Regions from separate parts of the Homo sapiens genome. Here region 2 is linked to region 1. The links are chromatin loops, found by intact Hi-C in ENCODE. Cell type or tissue: GM12878. All regions are shown on one strand. Each heading gives the region's core, and the rest is flanking DNA. Links, peaks and the distances in the headings are about the cores only. Region 1 holds the start of ATP11C (ATPase phospholipid transporting 11C (ATP11C blood group)). Region 2 overlaps F9 (coagulation factor IX).

Evidence for each region. A loop is a pair of places that touch in the nucleus more often than their neighbours do. Peaks named below come from ENCODE experiments on the same cell type or tissue, not always from the same donor. Only the 100,000 strongest peaks of a DNase experiment are listed, where the experiment ranks them.
Region 2: it touches region 1 in a loop (3-fold over the local background); 4 of 110 quality-filtered maps call a loop at or near these places.

What each region holds. Positions count from the first base shown.
Region 1 is chrX:139,931,669-139,934,469 of GRCh38, reverse strand. It overlaps ATP11C (ATPase phospholipid transporting 11C (ATP11C blood group)), which reads left to right and starts at 1,417. Exons shown (of 30, transcript NM_001353812.2): 1 at 1,417-2,454. The coding sequence starts at 2,428. RefSeq lists enhancers at 731-780, 821-1,170 and silencers at 1,951-2,190, 2,231-2,390. In GM12878, for the core only: a CTCF peak has its summit at 1,243; a DNase peak (open chromatin) is centred at 1,309; H3K4me3 peaks cover 2,027 bases; H3K27ac peaks cover 1,773 bases.
Region 2 is chrX:139,552,604-139,555,404 of GRCh38, reverse strand. All of the region lies in intron 6 of F9 (coagulation factor IX), which reads right to left. Among named protein-coding and RNA genes, the nearest start is that of F9, 23 kb to the right of the region's middle. In GM12878, for the core only: no CTCF peak of the experiment used is centred there; a DNase peak (open chromatin) is centred at 1,424; H3K27ac peaks cover 795 bases.

The DNA of each region.
Region 1 (2,801 bases), core at 251-2,750:
TAAAATATCATAATATCTGATTAATATAAATATAAATTTAACATAAATCTTAAAAATCATTAGATACAGGCTCAACTGTGAGCAGAGAAGGAATCATAAGAGGGGAAGAATTGAAAACGGTTGGTTTTACTTCTTGGCAGTTAGGACAGTTTGGGAACAAACCTTAGGTCTCCTGCATTTGCATTTTATTGGGAGATGGGCTTCTCGTTGATCGCAGAATGAAGTTCAAACTTCGTAACATGTTTTTGAAGAGTTTTAGATTTTAGCTTTCGTTCGAGCCGCCCTTACCTACACGTCCTGGGCGTCTGCCACTACAGCGTGATCTCTTTCTTAGTTTGTCCTGCGCTTTTTCACCGACCTCTCCCTCTACCCTGGACTTTGTCCCCTTGGGCTCAGTCAGGTCCCTCTAAAGCCTTCCCACGTTTCAAGGGCTAGTTTAATCTCCAGGGCTTTTAGGAAAACTTCCCAAACCCCATTTTCAGATGCAATGTCGCTCTCCCCTATTTCTCTAGCACTTTGAACTCTAGCTATTATTAAATTCTAACGTGGCATTTTCGCTTGTTTGTATCCCCCAACCAGATTGCGACCACCCTGTTGGGGAGGTCTTTTAAGAAATCGCTGTGTCCAGCCCTGGCACAGTGCCTGGTACAAAGAAAATTCCCAGCAAAGGTTTGTTGAAATGAATCCGAACTCCGGAGGGTAAAGGAGAAGCGCCTATGCCTAGTAGTAAAGGCCTATTCGCGACCTTTGGGAAGGCCTGTGGTGTGGCTGGGCCCTGTCCCCAGCTCTAAACTGGCAGGAGAACGCGGCGAGGCGGAAGACTCGTGTAAGAGTCTCTGAACTCCCTTTCCTTCTTTTTGACTTTTATAGAAGAATCTGCAAGTTCTTCTCCAACAGCCTTGGGCCCCGCCTTAAGGGGCGGTGAAAAGGGGTGGGGTTGTGGTAGTTGGGAGGGATGCCCAGCCTCGTGGCAATTCTGGACTCGCTTTTCTTTTGTAATTTTTAAAGTTTCGCAAATTCCAGCTCTAAGCTGGGGGCCGAGGGTGTAGAGGGTTTCCTGATGCGCACATTTTGCGTTCCAGGGAAAGCTCCCAGGATTCGGAGCTTTGCCTAATTTAGCCTTCTCACATGTCCCACCGCTAGGAAGGCTACCGAGTGCGCCCGGCCTCCACACCCAGCCGGCCGGCGTGGAGAACCCGCTGTTCAGCCCGCGCTTCCTTCTTCAACCCTCTGGGCAAACCCGGGACTAGCGTGTGGGGGAGCTCCCAGCCCGCGGTACCAGGCGAAGTAGGGGGACGGTTGGACTACAACTCCCAGGCTGCCCCGGGAGCAAGGAGGGGGAGGGGGCGAGCGGGAGGGGCCTGGGTGGGGCGGGGTGGGGGTCAGGGAAATCCCGCCCCGCTGCGCAGCAGCAACGACACAAAGCCTGACTTTACAACCTCAGAGAAAGTGGAAGTAAGAAGGCTTAGGTGGGCAGGCAGGACGAGAGAAAGACTGAGAGGAGGGAAAGCCGCGTAGGTGGGAGTACAGCGGCGCGAGGGTCGAGGGGGAACCCTCGTCGGTGCAGATGAGGAGGGTGGGCTTTCAGAACTAGTCCCCCCTCGCACCCCGCCCCGCCCCTCCCGCGCTGGGGTCTTCACGGTGCCCTGCCTCAGAGCCCGGCTCCACCACGCCCGGAAGAGGGAGTCTGGCCGTCGGCTGGCTCAGGGCGGGCCGGTTGGCTGTACCCAGGCTCCCTGGCCCGAGTGCGGGACCAGAGCGCGGGGCGGCGCGGCAGCCGCGGACCGAGGAGGGGCTGCGAGCGAAACGGCGCGGCGCGGCACGGCGGACGAGTTAGGGCCGGGGCGAGGGAGGCTGTGGCTCCCGACAGAGACAGGGGAGTAGTGTCGGGCTGAGGCGAGGTGAGGCGCGGGGTGCCTCGGGAGGGTTCCCCGTGCCCCGAGGGGGGCGGCCGCGGAGTCCAGCGGGGAGGCGGGCGGTGGTGCCGCGTCGGGGAAGAGCGCATCCCGCGGGGTGCCGAGCCCGGCGCTGGCGGAGAGACGGGGGCGCCCCCTCCCCACAGGAGGAGCCTCGCGCTCCTCCGCCATCCTTCCCCCGCGCGGCGGGCTCGCCTTCTCAGTGGGTGCTGCGCGAGCTGCCGGCCCGGGGTGCCGGGGCCAGATAAGGGCGATCCGCGGGGCCGCCGCCCCCGGGTCAGGCAGGCCGGGGGCGGGCCGCGAGTGAGGCGGGGCGGCGGCTAGGCTGCGGGCGGCTGGGGGGCGGGGGAGCGCGGAGAGCCGAGGGGGGCAGGCGGCGAGCGGGTGGCCCGGCCGCCCGCCTCGCTGCTCCGCTTGGCGCCGCCGGCCCACGCCGCAGTGTGTTTTGTGGACGGCGCCTTCCCAGACAGCCCGGTAGAGCCCAGCTCAGCGCCCGGCAGCCTTCGACGCGATGTTCCGCCGGAGCTTGAATCGTTTTGTAAGTACACTCGCTGCGGCTCCGCGCGTGCCGGTTTGCTTGCTCGCCAGCCCCTTCGCCGGGTCCCTCACAACAATTTTCTGAGGGGGCAGTTACGTCTCTGGGAGACACCACCACCCCTCTTCTTCCTTTTCACCGAAACACGGTGCCCAGGCGGCCGGGGAGGGGAGGCAGGTAGGGCTCTCGGGGTATCCCACCCTCGCCCCCAGGACAATTCGACCAGGGCTTCCCGGAGCTGTTACAAACTCTGCCTGAAACTGGGGGCCGCCTTCGGGCTGGGTGGTGGGGGGGACTCGTGGGGGGACCGACCCGGGGACCCCTCAGTTTGCCAATTAGTCGAAGATGGC
Region 2 (2,801 bases), core at 209-2,708, 380 kb after region 1:
CAGCCTGGCAAGCTGAGGTGAAAGCCCTGGAATAAGGTAAGAAATGAGCGTGACCGCAGACGGGATACGTGCTAGGTGAACATGGCTCTGTAGGGTCTCAAAGCTGGACAGGATCCCAGCAGTCCCTTAGCCTGCTCTGATCTCTGGCCAGGTGAACAAATGCCCTCTCCCTGAATGGGGCTATCTAGCCGCTGCTGTCCCCAGTGACAGAACAGCTCTTTAAGTCAACAATTCCGACAAACATTTGTTCAATCAACATTTGCTCCCAATGCTGCCCAACCTGCGTAACCAACCCAGTGGTTGTTGGTTGGAAAGGGCTTTCTTAATGGAGGTCAGAATCGTCTTGCCTGCTTGCAACTTTCACCCTTAAGTCCACAAAGAAGTTGTCTTCCCCTTTCCCTTGTGGCTCTTGCAAACAGCTCACCTACACCTTTTCTTTAACAGACTAACCATTTCTAGTTTGTTCAATCTGTTCATTACTCCAGATGAAAGTGAACTCTCTATGTTCTTCTTTGTGAGATTTCTTCACCAAGTGATCACTTTATTTCCCACCCTGGCTAATTTGAAAGATAAAAGAAACAACTCTGAAGAGAAAGGTTCTTATGAAGCATCAGCATTTTGAAACACTCTTTTCTAGGTGACACTGCTAAACAGTATTTCATATTTCAAAGCTAGATATATAATGTTTTCACCACTGAAGCCCCAGCTGTTGCTTGCTTTCTCTTGATGCCTTAGTCACAGCAGGTTTGCTGCAGTCTGATCTGCAATCAAATCTAGTATTTCCTCCCTGCAGATTAACCATGACATGGTGGAGCTGGCCCATCCACAAATGAGGAGAGATTCTGGTTTCTTTCATTTCCTGTTTCATTTTGTCTAAAAATGACTTTTATACACTCAATTTATCTCATATTTTTGAAAACCAGTAACCATTCATAAGGAACTGGATGGAGGTGGTGTGGAGGAAACAATGCAGAAGTATGACAGGGTCTTTCACAACTATTCTGGAAAGTAGCTCAGCTTCTTGCCTTTGGAAAAGAATAAAAGTGCTTTGAATCTGTACACATCAGTAATCTTAGTTCATGTGGATGAAATAGGGAGTGAACATATGTGCATGTGTATGTGTGCACATGCATGTATGAGTGATCTTGAACATTCCAAATGATCTTAGCTAGGCTTGACAGCAAAAAGACAACAGGTACAATAACTATAAGTGTGCAGTGAGGTCATGAAATGATTTGAAATAATGTGTATCATTTATATCTTCTCCCTCCCGGAACAACCACAACCACCATCTCATAGTCTTTTCTGCTTGAAAAGAAAATAAGGTGTCTGCTTGAGTTACTAAACTTTCTTTCAGGAAACATCTGCATTGTTAATGCATTGGCAAACATCTGGTTTAAAGGGGGTGGGTGAGAAACGGAAATGATGTGACTAAATTGAGCCTTTATACCCTGTTCCCCTTTTTAGTTCTGATTTAAATGTATTTGCCATTTCATTTCTGGAATGACAAGGAGACAATGCTAAACTCACAAAGCAGACATCCTTTTTTTTTTTTTTTTTTAATCTTGGACTTTTTTTTTTTTTTTTTTTTTGAGACGGAGTCTCGCTCTGTCGCCCAGGCTGGAGTGCAGTGGCGGGATCTCGGCTCACTGCCAGCTCCGCCTCCCCGGTTCACGCCATTCTCCTGCCTCAGCCTCCCGTGTAGCTGGGACTATAGGCGCCTGCCACCACGCCGGGCTAATTTTTTGTATTTTTGGAAGAGACGGGGTTTCACTATGTTAGCCAGGATGGTTTTGATCTCCTGAATCTTGGACTTTTAAAAACGGAAGTTATCTTCTTAGCTAATATATTCTCCTGGGTTCTTGGATCCCCTACTCTGAGCACTGTTCTATGTCCCACAAACCCAAGGAAGATAATTGTCATAAAGTAGGATCTTTTGTTGTAACCATGTTATCCATGGAAGTTGGACACATAATGAATGAAAATACATGAGAACACAAAATGACAAAATTAGAGAGAATAGATACATGGATATTAAATACATTGAAGGCATAATAACAGTGCTTGCACTTAAGAGGGATTGTTCCAGGAAAGGTTCATAAAGAAGGTCAATATTACAGAGTTGTGAAGAAGAGTAAAGATATGGATGAGTGAAGGAAGGGGTTATGGTAGGTAAGGGAAGCAGTCCTCATAGGGTGCAATTAAGTAGAAACAGAGGAGGTAAAAAGGAACATACAGTGTCCCATTTATGAGTTATAAGATCAGGTCCAGCAAATATTGTCTTTTTAAAAAGCAAAGGTAAAAGAAAGGGAAAACCTTGATTGTGATGTTCTGCCACTCTTTGATACCATTCTCCACAATGCTTGTGCAATTATACCTACCACCCCATCCCCAGGTATATGTGTAATACCTTACATCCATTATGTTGAAAAATGGCAGGCATTCTCAAGAATCCTGGATAGATACACAGCTAGTCCCAGAAAATTCCAATGCTGTTAAAACTGAGGACATTTACCTGATTCTGGCTTAAATTGTCACCAGTTTGATAATTGCAAACTTTAAATTTATCAGTCTCTAATGGCAGAGATTCTAACCTCAGTAGAGAAATCCATGAAATTACTACTAAATCATGACTGTGGCAACTAGGGAGTTTTAAGTTACACTAAACTATTATAAGTGCTATCCAATAGAAATTTCTGCAGTAATAGAGTGTTCTATCTCCGCTTGCACTCTCCAATACAGTAGTTACTAGCCACATGTGGTTGTTATGTGCTTAAAATTTGGCAGGTGCAATTGAGGAA